Linked DNA regions of Mus musculus: all the other regions are linked to region 3. A link is a loop called in an ENCODE intact Hi-C map of the cell type or tissue named here. Cell type or tissue: heart. All regions are shown on one strand.

What was found. A loop is a pair of places that touch in the nucleus more often than their neighbours do. Peaks named below come from ENCODE experiments on the same cell type or tissue, not always from the same donor. Only the 100,000 strongest peaks of a DNase experiment are listed, where the experiment ranks them.
Region 1: a loop joins it to region 3, with 5 times the contacts of the local background. A loop is called at or near these places in 32 of 42 quality-filtered maps.
Region 2: it touches region 3 in a loop (2.6-fold over the local background); 2 of 42 quality-filtered maps call a loop at or near these places.

Annotation. Positions count from the first base shown.
Region 1 is chr2:35,210,583-35,218,582 of GRCm38, reverse strand. No RefSeq gene overlaps it. Among named protein-coding and RNA genes, the nearest start is that of Gm13605, 7.7 kb to the left of the region's middle. In heart, a CTCF peak has its summit at 3,637 (motif pointing left); a DNase peak (open chromatin) is centred at 3,642; H3K27ac peaks cover 826 bases.
Region 2 is chr2:35,041,002-35,049,001 of GRCm38, reverse strand. It overlaps Hc (hemolytic complement), which reads left to right. Exons shown (of 41, transcript NM_010406.3): 4 at 3,062-3,132; 5 at 3,648-3,739; 6 at 5,732-5,814. Among named protein-coding and RNA genes, the nearest start is that of Hc, 16 kb to the left of the region's middle. In heart, a CTCF peak has its summit at 3,842 (motif pointing left); no DNase peak of the experiment used is centred here.
Region 3 is chr2:35,265,978-35,273,977 of GRCm38, reverse strand. Gm39795 (a long non-coding RNA gene) reads left to right here and starts at 299. Exons shown (of 3, transcript XR_003954036.1): 1 at 299-1,024; 2 at 1,528-1,654; 3 at 5,473-8,000. It also overlaps a transcript of Gsn not described here. In heart, a CTCF peak has its summit at 3,081 (motif pointing right); DNase peaks (open chromatin) are centred at 277, 1,967, 3,237, 3,957 and 2 weaker places; H3K4me3 peaks cover 308 bases; H3K27ac peaks cover 5,720 bases.

The sequences.
Region 1 (8,000 bases), 55 kb after region 3:
ATCCCAGCTGGGCAGGAACCTGAAGGCAGGAGCCGATACAGATCCCACAGAAATTTTCGTGGTTTGCTTTCTTACAGAACCCAGGACCATCAGCCCAGGGGTGGCACCTCCCACATTGGTCAGGGCCCTCACACATCAATCACTGATAAGAAAATGCCCTACAACACAATCTTGTGGAAGTATTTTCTCAAATGGGGTTTCCTCCTCTCAGATGATGCCAGCTTGTGTCAGGTTAACAGAAAATTATCCAACACAACCACTGTCCTCTATTTTACATGTAAGGAGAAGGAGTCGCTGAGTTATTAGGTGACTGCTAGGAATTGCATAACAGACTTATATGTTTCATGCCTCTACCTTCTAATATTTGAACAACTATTCCGAATGTGTTTAGTCACAGATAATCTCCAGGTCAAGACAAGGGTGAGAACGGCACATAAAAAAATGAATAAGATGGAGATTTGTCAGTTAGATGGAGTGGGATGGTGCGGGAGAGGGGTGTTAGCATTCCATTTGAAGTTACAATAATGCATTTCTGTGTTTATTTTAAATGTAAAGAAATAACTGTTATGGACCAAATCATGCAACCTCACCCCAGATGAACTGGAGTCCTCACTCCCAGTACCTCAGACATAACCGTATTCTGAGGTAGGTTATTCTGTGGTTGCCATTTATATGTCTGTGATAAAACAGGTTGACAAACAATTAGCTTAAGAGAAAAAGGGTTTATCTAGGTTACACATCCAAGTTACAGCCCAGCACTGTGGGGAAGAATCAAACAATCACATGGCGTCCACAGTGGAGAAAAAAGTGGAATAAACATATCTCTGGGGTCTTCACCTTAGCTTTTTTCCTCTCTTACCTCTTGTCCAGGGAATGATGCCGCCCACAGTGGGCTGGGTTAGTCTTCCTATATCAACTAAAGTCAATACAAGGCCCCACAGCCCAGAAGCCCCCTGACCTGTGTAATTCTTCATTGAGGCTCTCTTCCCAGATGATTCTAGGTTGTGGCAAGCTGACAAAACGAAGCCAGCATTCAGGAGACAGAGGGAGAGTTCCAGAAAAGCCAGGGCTACATAGTTTGACTCGGTCTCAAACAAAACAAAACGGTAAGCATCAGAGTCTTTAATGGATAAGTTGAAATAATACCATAAGGGTGTGTCCTTATCTAAGGGTCTGAAACTGTAAGCCTAGTCTGACTGCAGACAGAAGTACATCAGGATGTGTGCTTGTTTCCACCGGAAGAAGGTGGTAGTGTGTAGCCTTGTTGGGTTTGCTTGTTTAAGTACCTGACCAATGTAGCTCGGGCATTTTCAGGGAACCCTGGAGTGGGCCTGGCAAGAGTTCATCATCCTGGCCAGCATTTAATTACAACTTGCTCTAAATTTGGCTCGTTTGCCCAGAGGGATTGATGGAACCTCAAAAAGTATAAGCCAAATTAATTATCTCAGGTATTTTGTTATGGTGATGGATGTCTAACAAATGCATGTAGCAAGCTCACAGGGCAAGATCAATTTCCTTCTCCAGGAGCCCCCAGCCTAGTCAGAGAAGCAGGGTCTTATGGTGAAGTATTGTAATTCCAAGGAAACTGGAGTGAGATGCCTGGCAGTAATCAAACAGGAAGTGGTTTTAGAGCTGGACCTTGAAGGTGACTAGCAAAGAAAATCAGAATCTGGCAGGGTTGAGAGTGGAGCTAAAGCTGGGGAGGGAAAGGGAGTAGGGGTGGGGCCACTCCATAAAGGGTAAGGAATCGCTTCTGTTACAGGAAAGGTAACCTCTAAATGGACGATCCTAGGAAATGAGCAGAATAATTCATAGTCTCTGCTCTCCACCTAAGGAGAAGGAGAGGCCAGCAAGGCCAGCCATGAAGCTCTGGTCTGGGTCAGGGGAAAACAGGAATGCAATCCTTGAGCACACGATGGAGCAGCAGTTGTGTTAGTCACCATGATGTCAGACATAAGCTAAAAAGAAAGACATGTGTCAGTTCACAGTTTTAAAGAGTTCACCACTTGTACTGGCTAGTTTTGTGTCAACTTGACACAGCTGGAGTTATCACAGAGAAAGGAGCTTCAGTTGGGGAAGTGGCTCCATGAGATCCAGCTGTAAGGCATTTTCTCAATTAGTGATCAAGGGAGGAGGTGGTGCTTATGGGTGGTGCTATCTCTAGTAGTCTTGGTTCTATAAGAGAGCAGGTTGAGCAAGCCAGGGGAAGCAAGCCAGTAAAGAGCATCCCTCCATGGCCTCTGCATCAGCTCCTGCTTCCTGACCTGTTTGAGTTCCAGTCCTGACTTCCTTGGTGATAAACAGAAGTATGGAATTGTAAGCTGAATAAACCCTTTCCTCCCCAACTTGCTTCTTGGTCATGATGTTTGTGCAGGAATAGAAACCCTGACTAAGACACTCCTAAAACTGTTGCTTGACCTTGTGTACTTTGGTAGAACATCGCCTGCAATCAAAGCAACACAAATATGGAGGAAGGTTTAACAAGTGTTGTGGGTCCCTCCTAGACACTGGGGACTTACCTCTGAACCAGCTGCTGGGGTCCCCTACCGAATTAAGATGGGTCTTCCCACATAAATGAACAACATCGACACAATCCCCACGGCCTGTCTCCCAGGTGGTTTTAGATCCCTTCAAGCTATCAATTAATCCAAAGGAACGCTGTTCAGAACAGGCTAGAATGTAGTCTTAGTTTTCTTTGCTCTTAAAAACAGCTGCGCCTTGTTCCTCAAAAGGAGGTAAGTGACTGTTGTTACATCTTGTGCCTTGCCACAAATCTATGGGCCACCTTCCCATTTATGGGTGAGAACATGGGTCAGAAAGCTCGTGAGCTGCAGAAACGAACACTAACACTAATCCCATGCCTGTGAGGCGCCAGGCCCTATGCAGAGCGTCACAGTCATGCTCTCATTGAAAGTTCACGAAACCCTCCGGGGTAGGTATTATTTTCATCTTTGGTCTATGCTTTCCGCCACAGCCGTGAGGAACCCAAGAGCCAGCAGGTCAAGTACTCGCCCGAGTGTGTAACTGCGGAAGCCGGACCATGAATGCAGCACTTTGTGTCTTTGCTCCAACAGAAAGCCCGAGCTTGCAGCATAAAAGGGCTTTCTATCTTTTCATTCCTTAATGAATGACCCTCGCTTTTCATGGGTGATGGAGACAAGAGCTGGAGTCCAGAAAGTAAGCCATGGGCTCTCTCTCTCTCTCTCTCTCTCTCTCTCTCTCTCTCTCTCTCTCTCTCTCTCTCTCTCTCTCTCTCCAAGCCTGGACCTCTGGGCCCTGATCCGTGAAATGTTAGGGCGGTACTGACCAAAGCAGAAGGCAGGTTCCTTTGTGTGCCAGGAGGTCTATAATTCTAGCTTCCCCAGGCTTGGGAAAAAGTCACTAATTATTAATCAGAAAGAGAGCTAACTTGCCAAGATTTCAGCAAACGGCAGAGCCAGGATTTGAATCCAAGTACACCTGACTCCGAAGCTTCTCGGTTTACTCTTAGGCTGGAGAATAAGAGGCATTAACAAAGAGACTCAGGGAAACAGCTGCCTAACAAGGGGTGGGCCAGCAACACCGATGGGCTCAGTGGACACGGGCAGGGCAAGCTGGCTGCAAGAGCGGCCCGGCACGGACAACCTACGCCCTCTTGTGGAGAAGTGCTGAAATGCTCCGCTCCCCTGGGTTTTCCATTTTGACTTCAGACTAGGCTAGATGCAGGAGTAGCCAGGGGAGGAGGGTGTTTTACTCAGCTTTAGAAAACAGTGGCCTCAGCTACCATCTCCTACACCTGCACGGAGACTGCCGGCCGCTCTGGGAAGCCCAGCTGCGCTGGGTCCAGTTGTTGACCAAACAGAGATTTTGTTTTGTGTTTTGGTTTTACATCATGTCTGTACTTAACAGCAGCAAAACACAGTACATCTACCTGAAGTGGACTTTCGTCTGCAGTGTAGAAGTGGAACATAAATACGCGAAACCCCCGGAACAAATAATGTTGGCAGGAAGAAATTCAGCTTCCTTCACGTTCCTTTTCTTTCACTTTTGTTGCCATCTCCAGAGTGGGGAAAGATCTCTGACAAGCCCAAGGCACGAGGAATGCTATGGTTTGCCTGTGTCTGAAACAGTTGGGAGTGCCAATTGGGTGCAGAGTGGAGCCTCTGGGCGGTGGGACCTAGCTGGAGGAAGTACGTTGCTGGGACTCGGGCAGTGAGGCATATAGCTGGGCCAGCCTCCTCCCAACATGCCTTCCCCATGATGGGTTGGGAGTTCTTAAACTGTGAGCCAAGATAAAATTCTGCTTCCTGTAAGTTACTTGCTGCGACGTTGCAGCGATGAAAAAGGGTGCCCATACAGGGAGTTTTTAATGCAATAATGCATTAAATGCATATGAGTTCATTTGCCACATTAGAAGCGCACACTGGACTCTGGTGGTTCTAACACAGCTAGGTCCTCAACTCTACTGAAGCATTGCCTGCACCGCCTCGGAGGCTGCTCTGTGGTCCTCCTCGGGGTAGGGGAGGTGGCAGCTAGATCCTGAAGAGGAGAGCAGGGTGTGGAAAGGCTTAGCCAGCGAGCCACCGTGATAGAGCCCACCACCCACCTCAATCAACCAACTACCACCAACTCAATCAACAAGAGTCTCCCCTCCTGCCCACTCTTATTGCACGGGCAAGGACACTGAGGCCCTGAGACATGAAGAAGCTTGCTTGAGCCTCGGACCTGATGAGCTGCCGTTAGATCTCGAGGAAGCAGGAAATAAAACGTTCAAAAGCCATTACCTAGTCCCAGCGTGGAGGCTTGCTATGTGGCTGCTGGGACCTCTGTTTTCTTATCAGCACAACAGAAACTTAATTTAAAAGGTGCCCATGGCTTCTTGACGTTCTACCAGCTACTACAACAACCGAAGTCAGAAAAACACAACGGGGCCCAGAGGGGCTTGAGGGGACCTGAAGAGAGGAGGGCCCCAGGTAGAGGCCAGTGTTTCTTCACGACAGGGGGAATGCCCTGTCAGCTCCGGGCCTCTCCTGCTGCACCTCAGACCCTTATCAGTAAAGAGCAGAGAGCGTCAGCAACCAGAGAGATTTCTTTATCTCTCTGTTTTTCAAGTTTTGACCAAAATCACCAAGCCATAAATCCTTCAAAATGGCTGCTGTGTATCACTGCCACCATTACTACCACCACCACCACCACCATTTCTTCCCATTACAAAGGTGTTGAGGGGGAAAGCTGAGGGGAATAGAGCCTCGGTCACCCGAACTGTGGATAAGCCTGTGTCCCTAGGGCTGAGAAACATGGAATGGACTGCTGAGTTCAACTAATCTCTTCACTTCTCAGATCTGGAGGCAGAGACCCAGAGAGAGAAAGCAATTTCCACAGGGTCCCAGTTGGCTTCGACCTCTCCTCACCCCCTTAGTCCTTAGTTAAATAACAGCAGGTACACCTGAAAGCTACTGTTTATCAGCATAACAGACTACGGAAAGCCACCAGTAAATTACATAGTGGTTACAGAATCTGTTATGTGAGTTCAATTACCTAAGACTTGAAGAATTTGCGGTATTTTTCAAAATAAAAAAAATTTTTTTTACTACAATGTACTTTTTTGGGGTAGTAGAATATAATATATATCATTTGTTATTTTAACCCATATATATATATATATATATATATATATGACTGTATATGTGTGTAGGTATATTCGTATATGTGTTTGTGTATAGGTGTGTGTGTGCATGCACACATACTCACAGGGGTATATATGTGCAGGTGCATATGGAATTCAGAAGACAATGGTGCCATCCCACTTTGGTCTTTGAGACAGGATCTTTTACTAGTCTGGAATTCACTACATAGGTGAGACTGGCCAGGGAGCCTCAGGGAGCCCACATGCCCAGTGCTGGGATTACAAATATGTGCCACCATACCAGCTCTTTATGTGGGTGCTGGGGATGGAACCCAGGCACACATGTTTATACAATGTGCTGGCTAGTTTTTACTGTCAACTTGGCACTCTTGGGAAGGGAAACCTCACATGAGCAGTTGTGCAGTTCAGATGTGTCATATCTCTGAGTGATCGTCTTAACTGATGATTGATGTGGGAGGACCCAGCCCACCGTGGGCAGCATTATCCCTAGGCAGGTGGGTCTTGGCTATATAAGAAAGGTAGCTAAGTGGCTGGGCATGATGGTGCCCACCTTTAATCCCAGCACTTGGAGAGACAGAGGTGGCTGGGTGTCTGAGTTCAAGGCCAGCCTGGTCTAGTTTCAGGATAGGGGGACACATAGAGAAACCATGTCTCAAAAAAGAAGAAGGAGAAGGAGGAAGGAGGAGGAGAAGGAGGAAGAGGAGGAGAAGAAGGAGAAGAAGAAGAAGAAGAAGAAGAAGAAGAAGAAGAAGAAGAAGAAGAAGAAGAAGAAGAAGAAGAAGAAGACATGACAGCCAGGAGTCAAGAGTACCTTGGAAGGAAAGAAAGAAAGAGAGAGGGGGAAGGGAGGGAGAGAGGAAGGAAGGAAGGAAGGAAGGAAGGAAGGAAGGAAGGAAGATCAAGCAAGCTATCTGAGATTGAACAAGGGAGTGAGTCAATAAACAGCTACTTCATAGTTTCTATTCCAGTTCCTGTTTGAGTTCCCTTGATGGTGGACTATGACCTAGAAGCAAAATCTGAAGTACCCTTTCCTAAGTTACTTTCGGTCACTGTATCTATCTCAGCATCAGAAAGCAAACTAGAACACGTGGTCTGCAGGTCTGCATGTTACCTACTGAGCCAGCCCCTGGGCCCCATTGAAGCACCTTTTAAATGTATACTTAGCAGTGTTAGATAGATACTCACTGTAGTGTAACTCTTGCCACTGTTGAGCTTCAGAGATCCTTCATTACTGAAGACTGAAACTCTGTATCAATGGAGCGAGAGCTCCTGTGTTGTGGCTCTCCATTCCTGCTAACAACTCTTTATCCCCTAGGTCTGTGCATTTGAGTATTTTAGGGACTCCACGGAAGTGGAACCATACGATACCAGTCCTGAAATGGAACCATATGATACCAGTCCTGTGACTGGCTTTTTTTTTTTTCCCCACTAGCACACTATGCTCAAGGTTCAGCCACATGTGGCATGAGTCTGAATTTCCTTCCCCTCTGAGACTAAATAACATGGCACTGCATTTGTGTACTTATCCTGTGAGTGGCCTTAGTGGCACTACTAGAATACTTCTGAGGTCTGATCAGGGCAAGGTGCTTACATAATGTGGCACTATATGCTAACATGGTCAAAAGACTTTTCCTGTGTGCAGAGAGAGGATGAGGTAGAAAAATTACACTACACTCAGGCCTGGTGGTGCATGTCTTTAATTCCAGCACTCGGGAGGCAGAGGCAGGTGGATCTTTGAATTTAAGGCCAGCCTTATCTACAGAGTTCCAGGACAGCCAGGGTTACACAGAGAAACCTTGTACCAAAAACCAAAGATAGGCAGACAGACAGACAGACAGACAGACAGACAACACTATTATTTCCCCCAATATTCAGAGTGGTAAGGAAACTCCCTATTAGGAGTTTGGGACTTTACAGTTTACAAACACCCTCAGATCTGTACTTCTCACGTACATTCCCACCCATTCTCTGTAAAGTTCACAAGGCAGATATTACTGGGTCCATTTTTGCAGAGGGCAGCTCTTAGCTGTCTCTTGGGCTCCTGAGTGTAACTGACAGGGATGGAGTCCAATGTGGTAGGCTGGAATACCATCGACCTGTGTGCATCATTCATCGTTCAATAGAATTATACAACCCAACTCTCTCAACTTGAGGTCACACAATATAATTTCTGCTACTTTGGAGAGAAGCCTGATAATCCAGTCTATTCACTGATCTTTTCCTGTGAAGTCTGGCAATGCTTCAGAAACAGAAACCGAGTGCGCCCTCCATGTCCTGGAATAAAGATGGCAAGGCACTGGGAAGCAGTAGACACATTATGGGTGCAGGGATGAGCAAGAAGTAAATGTTTGTAGTTATAAACACTGAGATCAGG
Region 2 (8,000 bases), 220 kb after region 3:
CCTTCCCCACACTTTTTTTAAAAACATTTTTATTAGATATTTCCTTCATTTACATTTCAAATACTATGCCGAAAGTTCCCTATACCCTTGCCCCGCCCTGCTCCCCTACCCACTCACTCCCACTTCTTGGCCCTGGCGTTCCCTGTACTGAGGCATATAAAGTTTGCAAGACCAAGGGGCCTCTCTTCCCAATGATGGCCGACTTCTTCTGCTACATATGCAGCTAGAGACATGAGCTCTGGGGGTACTGGTTAGTTCATATTGTTGTTCCACCTATAGGGTTGCAGACTCCTTCAGCTCCTTGGGTGCTTTCTCTAGCTTCTCCATTGGGGGTCCTGTGTTCCATCCAATAGATGACTGTGAGCATCCACTTCTGTATTTGCCAGGCACTGGCATAGCCTCACAAGAGACAGCTATATTAGGGTCCTTTCAGCAAAATCTTGCTAATGTATGTAATAGTGTCTGCATTTGGTGGCTGATTATGGGATGGATGCCCGGGTGGGGTAGTCTCTGGGTGGTCCATCCTTTCGTCTTAGCTCCAAACTTTGTCTCTGTAACTCCTTCCATGGGTATTTTGTTCCCTATTCTAAGGAGGAATGAAGTATCCACACATTGGTCTTCCTCCTTCTTGATTTTCTTGTGTTTTGCAAATTGTGTCTTGGGTATTCTAAATTTCTGGGCTAATATCCACTTATCAGTGAGTGCATATCAAGTGACTTCTTTTGTGATTGGGTTACCTCACTCAGGATGATATCCTCCAGATACATCCATATGCCCAAGAATTTCATAAATTCATTGTTTTTAATAGCTGAGTAGTACTCCATTGTGTAAATGTACCACATTTTCTGTATTCATTCCTCTATTGAGGGTTCTTTCCAGCTTCTGGATATTATAAATAAGGCTGCTATGAACATAGTGGAGCATGTGTCCTTATTACCAGCTGGAACATCTTATGGGTATATGCCCAGGAGAGGTATTGCTGGATCTTCCAGTAGTACTATGCCCAATTTTCTGAGGAACCGCCAGACTGACTTCCAGAGTGGCTATACCAGCTTGCAATCCCACCAGCAATGGAGGAGTGTTCCTCTTTCTCCACATCCTCGCCAGCATCTGCTGTCACTTGAATTTTTGATCTTAGCCATTCTGACTGGTGTAAGGTAGAATATCAGGGTTGTTCTGATTTGCATTTCCCTGATGATTAAGGATGTTGAGCATTTTTCAAGTGCTTCTCAGTCATTCAGTATTCCTCAGTTGAGAATTCTTTGTTTAGCTCTGTACCCCATTTTTAATGGGGTTATTTGAGTCCAGCTTCTTGAGCTCTTTGTATATATTAGATATTAGTCCCCTATCAGATTTAGAATTGGTAAAAATCCTTTCCCAATCTGTTGGTGGCCTTTTTGTCTTATTGACAGTATCTTTTGCCTTACAGGAGCTTTGCAATTTTATGAGGTCCCATTTGTTGATTCTTGATCTTGCAGCACAAGCCATTGCTGTTCTGTTCAGGAATTTTTCCCCTGTGCCCATATCTTCTAGGCTTTTCCCCACTTTCTCTTCTATAGGTTTCAGTGTCTCTGGTTTTATGACACACTTCTTTTTTAAGGATGAAAAAAATTATGATGATTTTTTTAAATAAAGGAAAAACCATCATCTTTTTCATCCTTTCAGCCTAACTCCACATAAAATTAAGTATAACCTCTCACCTTGCACTCCTATCATAGAGGATGCATCCTGGAAATGGTACCGTCCACACTACCCATCACTTAGCGTCATCACTCTTGTATAGCAAGTGTGTAGTCTCAATCCCGAACCCCAGGGCCTTTCTTGGTTGTTAAGGCTTCTTTTGGGAATGGCCTCCTGTTTTCCCATCATGACTTGACTGATAAGAAAATCTGGTGTCTTCATTTACTCTAGATAATGAGATAACTTCTTATAAATATTTTTCCTTTGATGACAGATAATGAGAGAGAGTAGTTAAAAATCAGACTCTGGTGCCATTTTAACTGGGGTCAGATCCAAGCATAGCTTTTATTGACTGGTAGTCTGTGAATTCATTTCTCACAGCCCATCTTCCCCATCTGAAAAAAAAAAAGATACTAATACAATTTGTTTCATGGAGTTGTACCAATTATTGATGTAGGTGGGTCCTGCCCATAATGGGGGAGGTGGGTGATGCCCCTGGGCAAATGGCCCTGAATTTATAAAAGCAGGCTAAGCAAGCCAGAAAGAGCAAGCCAGTAGGCAGTGTTCCTCCACAGCCCCCGGTTCAGTCCCTGCCTCTAGACTCCTGCCTCGAGTTCCTTGCCTAACTCCCTTCAATGATGGAATATCACCTGAGAGTTGTGATCTGAAACAAATCCTTTCCTCTCCAAGTTGCTTCGGTCATAGTGTTTTAGCCCTGTTGGATTTTGTAAGTAGAGAAATAACATACTGTCTGAATCAAACTGCCAATTTCCCACTAACTCTGATAAAAAACACCTCATACTCCCATCCATCCATATGGTAGCTACTTGGTAAACAGTTACAGACACAAGTTATTTTACACTAACGATGCATTCCCAAAGGCTTCCTGGGGTTGCAATGTATTTAACACATTGAACTGTATGTTAAATTCAATACAAGTAGTCTCCTTATATGAATCCTAGGGGTCTCTTTTTTTCAACATACATTTTCATTTATGGATTGTGAATACAGTCTTTCAAATGAGAGTTAGCTCATTAAGAACTGTGAAATTAAAACAAAAATCTACTGGGCTTGGTGGCATGAGCCTATAGTCCCAACTATGTGAGAGGCTGAGGCAAGAGGATCATGAGTTCAGGGTGAGTTCGAGACCAGGCTAACTAATTGAATGAAACCCTGACTGAAAAGTTAAAGTGAAAAGATAGGTGGGTGGTTAGGGGAGTGGGGGTGGGTGGGTATGGGGGACTTTTGGTATAGCATTGGAAATGTAAATGAGCTAAATACCTAATAAAAAATGGAAAAAAAGAGAAAAGATAGAGTAAATAAATAAAGGAAAGATAGAAACAATGTCTGCAGTTTCTGATGATGTTACTTGGTTTTGCAGTAAAGATCAGAGTCTATTCTCTGGGTGACGACTTGAAGCCAGCCAAACGGGAGACTGTCTTAACTTTCATAGTAAGTATTTTCTTTCTATAAATAATACTTTAGCATATTTATCGAGCAATCTCCCTCCATGATCCCATCCTCACTCTACACTAAACCATATGATGTCACTAAACACCCAATGTGAATGAAGCATTATAGATTTACGTCTCCATGACAGACACATAGGATACCTGTACAAGCTAAATTAACAAGGGGAGGATGCTGATATAAGCCATCAAAACCCATCCTTGTTCTACTTCCTTTTTAAAAGCACGGCCATCAAGAAGTAATTAAAAGAGTTGGCTCCTTGACCAAGAGCTCTTGTTGCTCTTGCAAAGGATCCAGATTCGATCCCTACACCCACATGAAGGTACACCACCTCCTCAGACACCAGACACACATTGGAACACAGATGTACACACTGGCAAAGCATTTATGCAATACAATAATGGCAAATCTCCATCGCTTGTAAATTATCCACCTTGGATATTCTTTTATGGTAACAGAAAGTGAACTAAGGTGTGGTCATCGGTTTCTATTCAAAGGACCCCGAAGGATCAGAAGTTGACATTGTAGAAGAAAATGATTACACCGGAATTATCTCTTTTCCTGACTTCAAGATTCCATCTAATCCCAAGTAAGTACAAAAAAATGTTTGTTATTAAACAAATTTTCTCTAAAATGCACATCTGGAACTTTTGGCTGGTAAGGACCTACACAATCAAGTGGAGCCACCTAGTGTTAGCAGAGTGCCATAGATGCAAACATGAGGCTGCTTCCTGGTAGGGAAAGCCACAACTCAGTGTTGGAATCCAGCAGAGCCCACCACCATCCCTGATACTCAGGAGACTGGGGCTGCAGGAGCCCAGGACTTCATCTGCAGCCTGGGAAACAGAGCTCTGTCTGAAACACACATGCACAAACTTCTGATACCTATTAGCTACCATGTGTCTGTATATTTGAATACAGCTACAATGTAACGGAGAGTTCTGGGAGCAAAGCAATGTAGAGATGGAGACCCGGTCCTGCTTCTAAGGGAGAACAGCAGTGCATGTATTAGACATGAGCATCTGCAAACAGCTGCTACAGAACCTCAACCAGCCACTTTATGCTCGTTTCCCCCTTCCTTCTAAAAAAGGAAATCAGCCTGTTTGCATTCTTCTAAAGTATAGGTATTTTATAACTGGGGAGCTTCAGTAAACTGAAAATTTTATTTTATTTTTGGTTTTTAGAGACAGGGTTTCTCTGTATAGTCCTGGCTGCCCTGGAACTCACTCTGTAGACCAGGCTGGCCTCGAACTCAGAAATCTGCCTGCCTCTGCCTCTCAAGCACTGGGATTAAAGGCATGCACCACCACTGCCCAACTGGATTAATTTTTCAGTTGTGTACTTACTTGAAAATACAATGCACTCTACAGTGCAGAATTGAGCTTCTTGCCATTACTGTCATTATCTCAAGCTTTATCTTGTCCCATGGCCGTTATGCATCACTATGAGATTCTATGACTGGCACTGTCCCACCCCGGTACCTTTACACTAGTCACCTCATTTAGCGCACACCTCACCCTGTCTTCCACACTGAGCTTCACCTCATCTTCAGGGCGCTGTCTCTGGGTGTGGTCTACCCCCACACCGCCCCTTCGTATTCTCTTTGAGATGCTTACCTCAATGTCTTTATTTTCTTGTTTCTTTTGAGTTTTGCCGTTTGCTTGGCTTTGAGGCAGGGTCTCACTGTAGCTCAGGGTGACCTGGAATTCATTCTTCACTACAAACCGACCTCAAACTCCTCCTGTCTCAGTCTCAGTAGCAACAGCGCCAGGGTTACAGACGGGATGCCTCTCTGCCAGGCTCTTGTCTTTACAGTTTTCGATAGACTGGGAACTCCCTGAGGGCAGCCCTCTTGTAGACTGCTTGCTTCATCTCAGCAGTCATGGGATGAGGTACTTGATAGAGATTCTTTAGTTATTGCTGAAGATAACTGCAATACACACAGTACAACCAGGACAGCATGTTCTCACTTCACAAACGAGGCTCAGAGGCTTGGTCTCTTCAAACCTGCTCCTTCCTGTACAGAAGCACGAGGTCTCCAACTCACATGGGCTGTTAACTCTGAAGACCGTGGCACTTCCTGTCATTCTTTATTATCATTATTTTTTAACTAAGTAAGTCTTTTCCTTTTCAGATAAACCCTTGCTTCCAATCATTATTCTATGTATGTAAGGTGTAAACTTTATGATCCATAGAAGCATGACCTGTGCATTACATGTTTCTAGAGACGTCACTATGGATTTTCTGATATATTACAGATTGTAATATCGGGTTAACATCCTTAAACTCAAGAATTAAGTAAATTCCGAAGTTATCATTGGTCCTTTAAATCAAACAAAATGACTGTATTAAGATAAAATACCTGGAAAAATAATACAATATGTAAAATCTAATTAATAAATCATTTTTATTATCAAAAGAAAAATACTCAACTATTTCTGTTAATTGTTTTAGAATCTCTCACAAGATATTTACATGCCTATGTATTCTAACATCTTTAAATAGGAATTAGTTAAATTGTCTAGGGCAAAATTAGAAGTATTTAATGACATTCGTGTTTTTAAATATTTTGCTTCCACAGGTATGGTGTTTGGACAATTAAAGCTAACTATAAGAAGGATTTTACAACAACTGGAACTGCATACTTTGAAATTAAAGAATATGGTAATCTCTAATATTAATATATTATTATAACTAAGAGGGATTTTGCAGTACCTTTGGTATGACTGGAAGTACCAGAAGAGGGTGGGGGGAGACAGATGTACGTAGTCATTGTTTGAGTAGCTAGTGCTTAGTTCTAACTTGCCCTGTCAGCCTTGAAGAAGCCAACTGATCTGCCTGGACTGTGTCCTTCATGACATTGTTGAAAGAAATGCAGTCCCTTGAGGAACTTGGCTTGTTAAAGTCCTTCCTAGAATTATAGTCTTGAGATAAATAATTAGATAAAGTGAGTAGAGCCCGATAGCTCACTTAGACCTTGGACATACTCCTATTTTGAGATCGGTCATATTACTGGGTCGTGAAGTAACTACGAGTAGCTGAATCTCCCCATTTCTCATTAGTTTACTCTAGGGGTGTTGGGAGCCGCCCTCACATTTGCCATTACAAGATGGCGCTGACAGCTGTGTTCTAAGTAGTAAACATAATCTGCACACGTGCAGGGGCAGTTTTCCCGCCATGTGTTCTGCCTTTCTCGTGATGACAACTGAGCCGATGGGCTGCAGCCAATCAGGGAGTAATGCGTCCTAGGTGGAGGATAATTCTCCTTAAAAGGGACGGGGTTTTTGCCATTCTTTCTCTTGCTTTCTTGTTCTTGTTCTTTCTCTTGCTTTCTTGTTCTTGTTCTTTTTCTTTCTCTCTCTTGCTCTCTTGCTCTCTGGCTCCTGAAGATGTAAGCAATAAAGCTTTGCCGCAGAAGATTCTGGTTTGTTGCGTTCTTCCTGGCCAGTCGCGAGAACGCGTGTAAGATAGGGGGTCTGTGCTGTAATCAGATTGGGCGTCTCTGCTTAAAGCCACTCTCTCTTTCCTCAGGAAGATTCATAAGAAGGGCAGATAGATGCACTGTTAACAATCAGCAGGGAGACAGTGACCAAATATGCCCTCGTGGGACTCAGCCTTGAAGATTAAGCCCGGTGCCTTGTCCTGCCTGACCTCACTGCTTCCTGCGTTTGCCGCTTTCTGTAGGCATGCAGATCCCTCCTGTCTCTTACTCTCTGTCTTTGCCCCCAATCCACTCACCTCACCAGGTTTACGCCAAACAGGACAGCAGCCGTCCTAGCATCGCTGTTTATCAGTCAAACCATCTCAGGATGACAGTCATCATAATGATGATGCAGAAAGCACCTACTACTCGCTCTTTATACCTCTACATCCTTAGCTTGAATTGCCCCTGCTCCTTCTTCAGCCTCATTTTATATCACACTTGCCCCCCCCCCCCGGCTTTGGAAATATCACACGTGGTGTTTTTCCATTTCCCTCCTGGCCCGGTCAATTTCGCTCACATCTCGTGTCTCAGTCTGATGTTCATTTACTTGGAGAATCTCTCTTTGGATTTGTTTCCTGGGTAGCATCTCAGCACTCAGTGTACTCTGAGATTATTTCCTTACCCTGCTGTAATTCCACTCGTCCTACGGCTACTGTTCCTATGGTGACACACCACAGTCAAAGCAATGTGGGGAGGAAAGGGTTTATTCGGTTTACACTTCCACATCAAAGTTCCACATCAGGACAGGAACTCAAAACAGGGAAGGAACCTGGAGGCAGGAACCTGATGCAAAGGCCATGGAGGGGTGCTGCTCATTGGCTTGCTTCTCACATCAATTCAGTCTGCTTTCTTATAGAACCCAAGGCCATCAGCCCAGGGGTGGCACCATCCACAGTGGGTGGGGCTCTGCCCCATCAATCACTAACTGAAAAAAAAAAAACTCTACAAGGCATTTTCTCAACTGAGTGTCCCTCCTCTCAGGTGACTATAGCTGGTATGGAGTTGACATAAAACTAGCCAGTACTTCCTCCTGCAGCAGATGGGGGCAAATAATAGATACTCACAGTCAGGAATTACTGAGAGAGAGAGAGAGAGAGAGAGAGAGAGAGAGAGAGAGAGAGCTTGGAATACACAGCTCTATAGGAGATGTCTCCATCTAATCCCTCCCCTCAGAGCTCAGAGAACCCTACAGAAGAGGAAGCAGAAAGAATGTCAGACCAGAGGGGATGGAGGACACCAGAAAAATAAGGCCCACTAAGTCAACATGAGCAGGGCCTGCATAGGTCTGCACAGGTCCTCTGTGTGTATGGATAGACTGTAGCCTTCAGCTTAGTATGTTTCAAGACTCCTGAGTGTGTGAATGTGT
Region 3 (8,000 bases):
TGGGCATGTGTGACCTTGGAACTGGCACTCCGGTTCAGAAGAGACAGAATAAATTGGTGAGTTCCGGGTACCAAGAGGAGCTCCTTCTGTAACCCCAGCCTCTTCTTCTGCACCTCCCACAACAGCTGTTAGCAATTTGTTCATGGGCCCCAACAGCAGTGTAGCTGTCTCTCCCCAAAGGCCTGGAATGCAGTTGTTCTCAAGCCAGCAACACAGCCAGGGAGCCAATCAGAAGGAGGATCTGGGGAGAGGAAAATTACCCGTGCTGGCCCTCACCAGTGCTGGTGAGACTGGCTTGGAAAGAGGGGAGCTGGGGGCCTGGCAGCTCTTCCTGAACAATGAACTTGGTCCCATGCCTTGACCCCTGTCTGAGCTAAAGGGATAGTGGGTGCACTTGGGGCCCCAGTACTCCTCTGGAACATGCCTACTCTTTGGCATCCAGAAACAGGAGGAGGAACAGGCAGGCCTTTGTACTGCCTGCTTGCTGAGCCCCAGATCCTACCATGACAGAGCCTGCTGGGGCCTAGGGACACACAAGAGCCAGAGCTCAAGTACCAAGCTCTTGGGACCATGCCTGTCCATCTTATACGCCACACCAGTGTCACATACATACCATGTGACTACATCGCAAGCCAGGCCTTGTGTCCCTTAGGCTTCATGGTAAGGTCTACTTTGTATGTGAATTCACACTTGCCTTCAGTCATGACTACTGACCTGCACACACTGCTATGCCCACTGAACTGTGGCTCAGCCCTGAGCAAGACATGCCATTCCTTGTTTTGGACTCATAAATGGTGTTCCTCGCCCCGGGGGCATATGTAGCCTAAGGGGCAGGGACAATGCAGTGTCACAGTTAAAACCACACCCACCAGCCTCTTTCACCACGTGACCTTGCCAAAGCAACTTCTGTCAGTGCCTCACCTTCTTCAGATCTAAAATGGAATGACAGTAACATTTCTCTGGCAGAATGGTGTAGATTAAAGTAGATAACGCAACGGTTTGCATCCCAGCACCTGCATACTTGGTAAGCACTCTGAAGTATAGCCTGAGTCTGTGTGCCGTGCACTAGAATCCTATGTCTGCTGTGAATGAGGCACTGTGCGTGCTGGGGCAACCCTAACAGCCTGCAAGAGGGTGTGGTTATCCCTCTTACTGAGAAGAAATCCTAGGTTCAGAGAAGGATGACAATTTGCACAGGGCCAGAAAGGAGAGGGGGCAGGAAGCTAGACACAGATGCTAATTAACTGTGGGCAGAGCACTGGAGGAGAGATTGTAGGGAGCACTGGAGGAGAGACTGTAAACACAAGGGAGGTGTTGGGGAGGGGAGGGGAGGTGATGAAAATGTTCTTTCCACTTGTGATGACTTATGCCTTTAACCCCAGCGCTCAGGAGGCAGAGGCAGGAGAATCTCTGTGAGTTCCAGGACAACCAGGTCTACAATTTGCTTAAAAAAAAAAACGTTTATGGAAATGGAAAAATATATATATATACATTTTTCTCTAATCAGTTATGTAAAATATATTTTAGGGATGTTGTTTTGGAAACAAAAGCCCTAGTGTTCGGCTGGAGAAATCAACTTTCCATTGTCAGCAACTTGAGACCCGCCTGGAGCGGCTGCCAGTAGAGAGTGGCTATGAACATGTCTGCAGACAAGGTGGGCCAGCACAATCCTTGGGGGGACCGGGTTTGGAAATTGTGCAAACTCCCAAACCTAGCCCCAGCCTTGGACTGTGTAGATCTGGGTGGGCCCAGGAACCCAATTCTAAGAATCAACCCCCAATGGGAACCACTTGGTAAAAATCATAGTTGGGAAAACTGAGGCTAAGCAGGAGAAGGGGACCTGATGGGTCTCCTTAACCAAACAGCAGGACAGCTGGGACTAGCTGGTCCCTTTCCTGTTTTCTTCTCTCCTTTCCCTCTGCCTCCTTCCTAGGGCGGGCTGCTCCTGCCATCAGCTGTGACTCAGAGTTCTGAGTCATCATGTGGCACTACAGAAGGAACTTCTTAAGAAAAACAATCCCTTACACAAAACTCCCCTGTTCTTAGGAACAGGATAGGCCCCAAGGGCTAGGAGGAGGAGAGAGAATTGGGGCAGCGTGGGAAGCCAGGACTGCCCAGACCTGACTTGAGCAGAGCCCTACACAAGGAGCCTCAGTTCCTCACCTGCAAATAAGACTTCTACTGCACACAGATACTCAGCATGCAGCGGGCATCATGACAAGAACTCTGTGTGTGTGTGTGTGTGTGTGTGTGTGTGCATGTAGAGGCTAGAGATCTTAATTTGGGGGGGGGGGCATGTTTACTCCTTGAACTGGGAGCTCACATATTGGCTCTAACAGTCTAAGCAGGAAGCCCTAGGTGATCTTCTCTCTGCTTTCCCTTCCCACCTCGCCTTGCCTCGCCTTCCCTCTCTCTCCTCCCCTCCCCTCCCCTCCCCTCCCCTCCCCTCTCCTCTCCCCTCCCCTGGACTCTGGTTATAGAGATGCCAGGGAGCCAACAGGTGTGTGGGGCCAGCACTTTACCTTCTGAGCCATCTCCTCAGCTCCATGATATGAGCCTCATAAGCACCATTTAAAACTTACGGTGCCATCATCCAGCTTCGTAGATAAGGAAACGGGCTCACAGAGCTTCAGCTGAAGACCAACCACACAATTGGGAACCTCAAATCAGAGTTTAAATTCAGGGCTACTTGATTTTTTGAAGCCTGTTACTCTGTGTGTGTCTCTCTCCCCCTCTCTGTCTCTGTCTCTGTCTCTGTCTCTCCCTCTTCCTCCCCACCCCCCCTTACAAAGCACCTACTGGCTGCTCTTGCAGAGAACCTGAGTTCAGTTCCCAGCACTAAATGGCAACTCACACCCATCATCTGTATGTAACTCCATTTGCAGGGGATGCAACGTCCTCTTGGGGTCTCCTCAGCACCAGACACACATACAGCGATGAAGAGATGCAGGTGAAACACATAAAATAAAAATACATCGCATTTATTTGTTTATTTATTTATTTTTAAGATTTTATTTACTTGCATGAGTTCTGCCGGCCAATATCGCTGTGCCACATGCATGCATTGCTCTTGGAGGCCAGAAGAGGGCATCAGAACAGGCAGAGAACAGTTTGCTGGCTAAACTGGCTAACCTGCCTGCCCCGCCTGAGCATGCTGCAGAAAGCACCCTCAAGTCCCTGCTACTTGCCATTCCTGTTAGGGCTTCTGTCCTCAGCCATGGCCGGGCAGGGCAGAAGGGAAAAGGCCTTTGACATAGGCCAGGCTAATCACACAGGCCTATAAATAGGACCCTGTGGCTTGGGCTGAAATAGCTGCGCCAGCCCCGACTCCACAGGCAGCAGAGTACAAACAGCCTCCGCCTCCTCTCCCCCACAGTTAACCGAACATTATTCACGCTCCTTGGAGGCAGCGGGTTGGAGCAAAGAGCCACACCTACCTAGAGGGAATCCTGGACCTGGGCCTAGGCTCCTTTTTTTCTGCTTCTTATTTCCATTGCTTCTGCCTGGGACTCAGTTTCCAAAACTGTGAACTAGGGAGGTCAGTTGTGAGCCTTTGGGCCCTTCCAGCCAGGATGCTCTTAGTCTGCCTGTGGCACCCTCTGCTTTTCACACCTACTTCTTTGTGCCCTGCCCCATCAATTTGGAAACTGTGTTTTATCATCGTCCTCAACCTCCTCCTCCTCATCATCATCATCATCATCTCAGTCCTGGGAACCAATCCCAGGGCCCAGCCTACCCTAGGCAAGCATTCTTATTATCTGAGCTATATCCATAGCCTCTGTTGTTGTGTTGTTTAGGATTTTTAAGAACCTAGCCATCCTGAGTGCTGAGAGCCCAGGATGAAGAGTTGAACAAGTCCTGACCAGTTCCTCCATGCTTGGCCTTGGGCCAGACACCAGTGCTAAAGGCATTTCCAACCCTCCTTTCCCCACCCCCAAATCTTCCTGGTGGCCTCTGTGAGCTCTGCTGGGAACATCTTGTTTCTGGTTCAGATTACAGACTTGTGGCCACAGAGGAGTCCCCAGTGGGCAACTTGTGACCTGGGCAGGGCCTTCACCAACGGTAAAACCAAGGCTCCCCAGCCGTCCCATGTACTTAAACCAGGCTTCTCGGCTTCTTCCCAGCCACCATCCAGCCCTAGTTCATGGGTGCAGAAAGCCAAACTGAGAGGGACTGGGGCACCTTCGGGTTAGAGAGATAGTGACTCAGACTCAGACTCAGACTCTCTCACTCCTGAATCCAGAGCTGCAGAGATCTAACTCAAGTCAGCCTAGCTGGACAGTGGGGACAGAACCCAACAAGAACAAAGAACAGAGAAGACCAGCCTGGCTATTCGCTATTCCCCTCCCCATCTCGCTCCCCCACTTTGTGTGTGTGTCTGTGTCTGAGTGTATGTTTATGTATGTATGTATGTATGTATGTATGTATGTATCTGTATAAATGTGTATATGTGTATGTCTCTGTGTGCCAATGTGTGTGTGTGTGTGTGTGTGTGTGTGTGCGCGTGTGTAGTGAAGGGAAGCGACAGGGCTTCACTGGTAACACACATTCTCTCCTACCAGCTCTCAGCATTGCCTGCTCTGACCCACCCTCCCCTTTGCCTTCCACCAATTGGCTGCTCTACAATCCCATCAATCAAATTATTCCTCTCCTTGACAGCCATCTATGCGGTGACCCAGAAAATTGAAACTAACTTTCAAGGTCTCTCTAGACATCCCTGTCACCTCCGGCCGCTCCCAACTCAGTCTCCACCCATGACTCACTTGTCCTCAGGCACATTGGGCTCCTCCAGGTGACCAGCCCCTTGCACATAATGCTCATCTCAGCCCAGTGCTAATCTCAGGGGCATGAAAAGCTGACTGGCTCCCTGGGCGTCTTGGAAGTCAGCAAATGCACCCTGGGTATCAGCCACCACTGTCTCCTCATGGATTAAAGTATCACTGCTCTTGCAGGATGGTACAGCTCACCTCTCTTTCCAGTACAGAAGTCAGCAAGGGCTGCCTAGGAAAGGGAGGGTGGGGCAAAGAACCAAGAGGATCTTGGGAAAGCGCTCATTTCCCAGGACTTCTCAACATAAGGCCTCACATGAGGAAGCACTGGGGCACTTCAATGAGGAAAACCCTAAAGCAACAACACCACATTGGGTGTGTGTGTGCGCCCGTGTGTGTCTGTATGTGTGTGTACATCTGTGTGTGTGTGTATGTGCATGTGTGCATACATGATGGTTCCACTAATAAAATTCTCCTGGTCTCCCACTGGGAAGCTCCTGAAAGCCCCCAGTAGCCTGGAGTAAAACCCACAGTCAAGGGCAGCATGGCCTTATCCCCTTGTCTGAACTTTCCCCATTCCCTCTGAGGGATGCTCTCCCTGCCTAGCCACCCTGCTGTCCTGTACTCAAGCTTTTCTGCACTGTCCACCTGCCCCACCCCCCACCCCCACCCCCGGGCACCTAAACTATCTCCTCCTCCTCAGGTGAAGAAAATCTGACTCAGTGGCAGGAATGACTATCTACACAGGATGCATGGAAAGGATTCGTTCTTTGCCCATTCTCCAACACTCAGCTCAGGGCCTAAATATCTGTCACGTGATTCATGGATTCCAGAATCCGGTGAGCATTTAAGTAAAAAAAAAACAAAAGCCCAGAAAGGGTGGGGTGGGGCAGCTCAGGAAAACAGACCGGCCAGCCTCTCCCACAGCAAAGAAGAGAATGTTCTAGATGAAGAGAAAGCAATCAGTGTGCCAGAGACTTGTGACAAGGCTATCTGCGGATCTGACAGGACCCCGGGTCATCTTGCTCACATGGAGTTCATGGAGGTACAGGACAAGAACAAGCAGGCCAGCTCAGCAAGCGCTCATACTCAGCTAGACCCAAGCAGGTCTGCTTGTGGTCCTGCGGTGTTTGCAAAAGCAGGGCAGGCAGGGAGAATGCAAGGTCCTTGTGACATTGCTAGAGAGCAAAGTACACACAGAAAGGGACACTCCTTACTGATAAAAATCTCTCAGAGGCAGCTCCCTCATGGAGCGAAACAGCACCCCAGAAGCCAGACATGGTTCTTCAGTGTCAGCTGGGGCCAGGCCAGGCCTCTGTCTGGGCCTAGAGAACCTTCCAGGAACCCCTAGCTCCAAGGACTAAGTGTCTTGATGACCATCAAAGGCCCTTTTATCTAGACTTTAAGAGGGATAGTAGGCGGCTCCTGTCATCGCTCAGGAGCTAGGTGTGGCGGAGAGCTGAACAATGCAGGCACTCACTTCCTGATGCTATGGGCAAGCAACAGGGACATCACAGGCTGCTCACTGATGCCATGGGCTGAAGGGCTTTCTCTTCATACAGTAAGAAATTTTCTTCTGTTCAGAACTGAAACACTGTCACAGCGACCCTCTTGGCTTTCCGGCTCACAAAGGCCTTTGGCATCTACAGGCGCATCTGATCCTCCCACCCCCGCGCCCCGCACCACATCCCTGTTAGATGTATGGGAGTTGGGGGGCTGCGGAGTTGTGCAATGCACCTGCCTTACAGGGAGGAAAGCCCTTGGAAAGCAATCTGGGTCTCCTGGCTGGGAGCCCAGCTCTCTGCTCTCCCAGGGCTCTGCAGGCTCACCTGGAATCTGATAGGTGGGCCCGCCCACCCAGCCAGGTGGCAGTGACTCATCCACCCTCCCGTGACTCACACTCCTCAGGTGCCTCCTAAGGTCAACAAGCCGGGGACTTGATGGCCACAACCCAACTTCTCTCACCTCTCTGCCACATGCAGGGAGACTCCCTGCCTCTCCTCCTCCTCATGGGGAATCTGCCCCACCATACAAGGGGTCCCAGAAGACTTGAGAACACAGCAAGAAGCATAGCCCATAGCCTGGGTGGGAGCAGACATCTGGGCACTCAGCCCACCTCATCCCTCGCCCTCAGGGCTCCCCTCGCCTGCCTTCCCCTTGTTGAGGAGCAGATGAGTTAACACATTGACAGTAGCGGCCACAGGAGAAACCTTTAAATCCACAAAGGCTCTTCAGCCACTCCCACTCTAGAATCGTCTAGACTCCCCTGGACACTGGGTGGACAGTGGCTCTGTGTTCTACTTACCTTACAGGCTGCACAAGGAGAGAGCCACTCCGAGAGGAGATGCTATGACAGCGGCTGAAGCACTGGAAGAGAAGCTGGTGGTACCTGGAAAAGGGTCCAGGAATCTCAGTGTCAGAGTCTGAGGTCACATGGGTAAATCCCTCCTACTTGCATACCTCTAGTGATGAGGCACTCACTTCCTGCTAGCACTGCCCACACCTGCTGCTGGAGGGTTGGGCGGGGTAAGAGTGTGCCTCGGGGATGCCAGGCCATGAGCTCCTTGGCATAACTGCTTTCTCTGAGGCTGTGGTAAATGCCACACCCAGAGCATGTTAGATGAGGGGCTGAAGGTCCATCCTTTATCCTAGACCCAAACCAATGGTGGGTTGTACAGCTGAGTCCTCTGGCCTCTGTCAAGAAGGCAGACTCAGGCCCACTCTGGAAGATCTTGCTACCCAAATTGGCTTCTCCCTGCCAAGGGGAGAGTCAGGATCCTCGCACCGAGGGGCCTCACGGGCTCCTCAGATGAGAATACAAGCTCCTTCCTTGAGCACAGAACATAGCAGACATTGCTGATGGTTTCTGCAGTGTCAGTAGGTGATACAGATGTACAGCAGTGGCTGTGGAGCCACGGGAAGAGAGGTCAGAGGTCACACGTTTATCTGGGCCTGGGGAACTGGATTTCAATGGCACCTCTGCAAGCCTTTCACAGATATCTTCCAGAAAGAAAGCCCTAATTCCTAAGGGCAGGTCAAGGCAAGTTGGGTGTTTGGTTTTGGAAATGACATCCTCTACTTCAGTCCAGACTCATTTGTTCACTTGAGGGGCTGCATATGTTCCCAGATGCTTCACGGTCAGCAAAGGGTACCACCATCCATCACCTCCCATCCACCATCCACACAAGGGTCCTGGCAGGCATCACCCTCCTCCACCTCCAGTTCACTTTG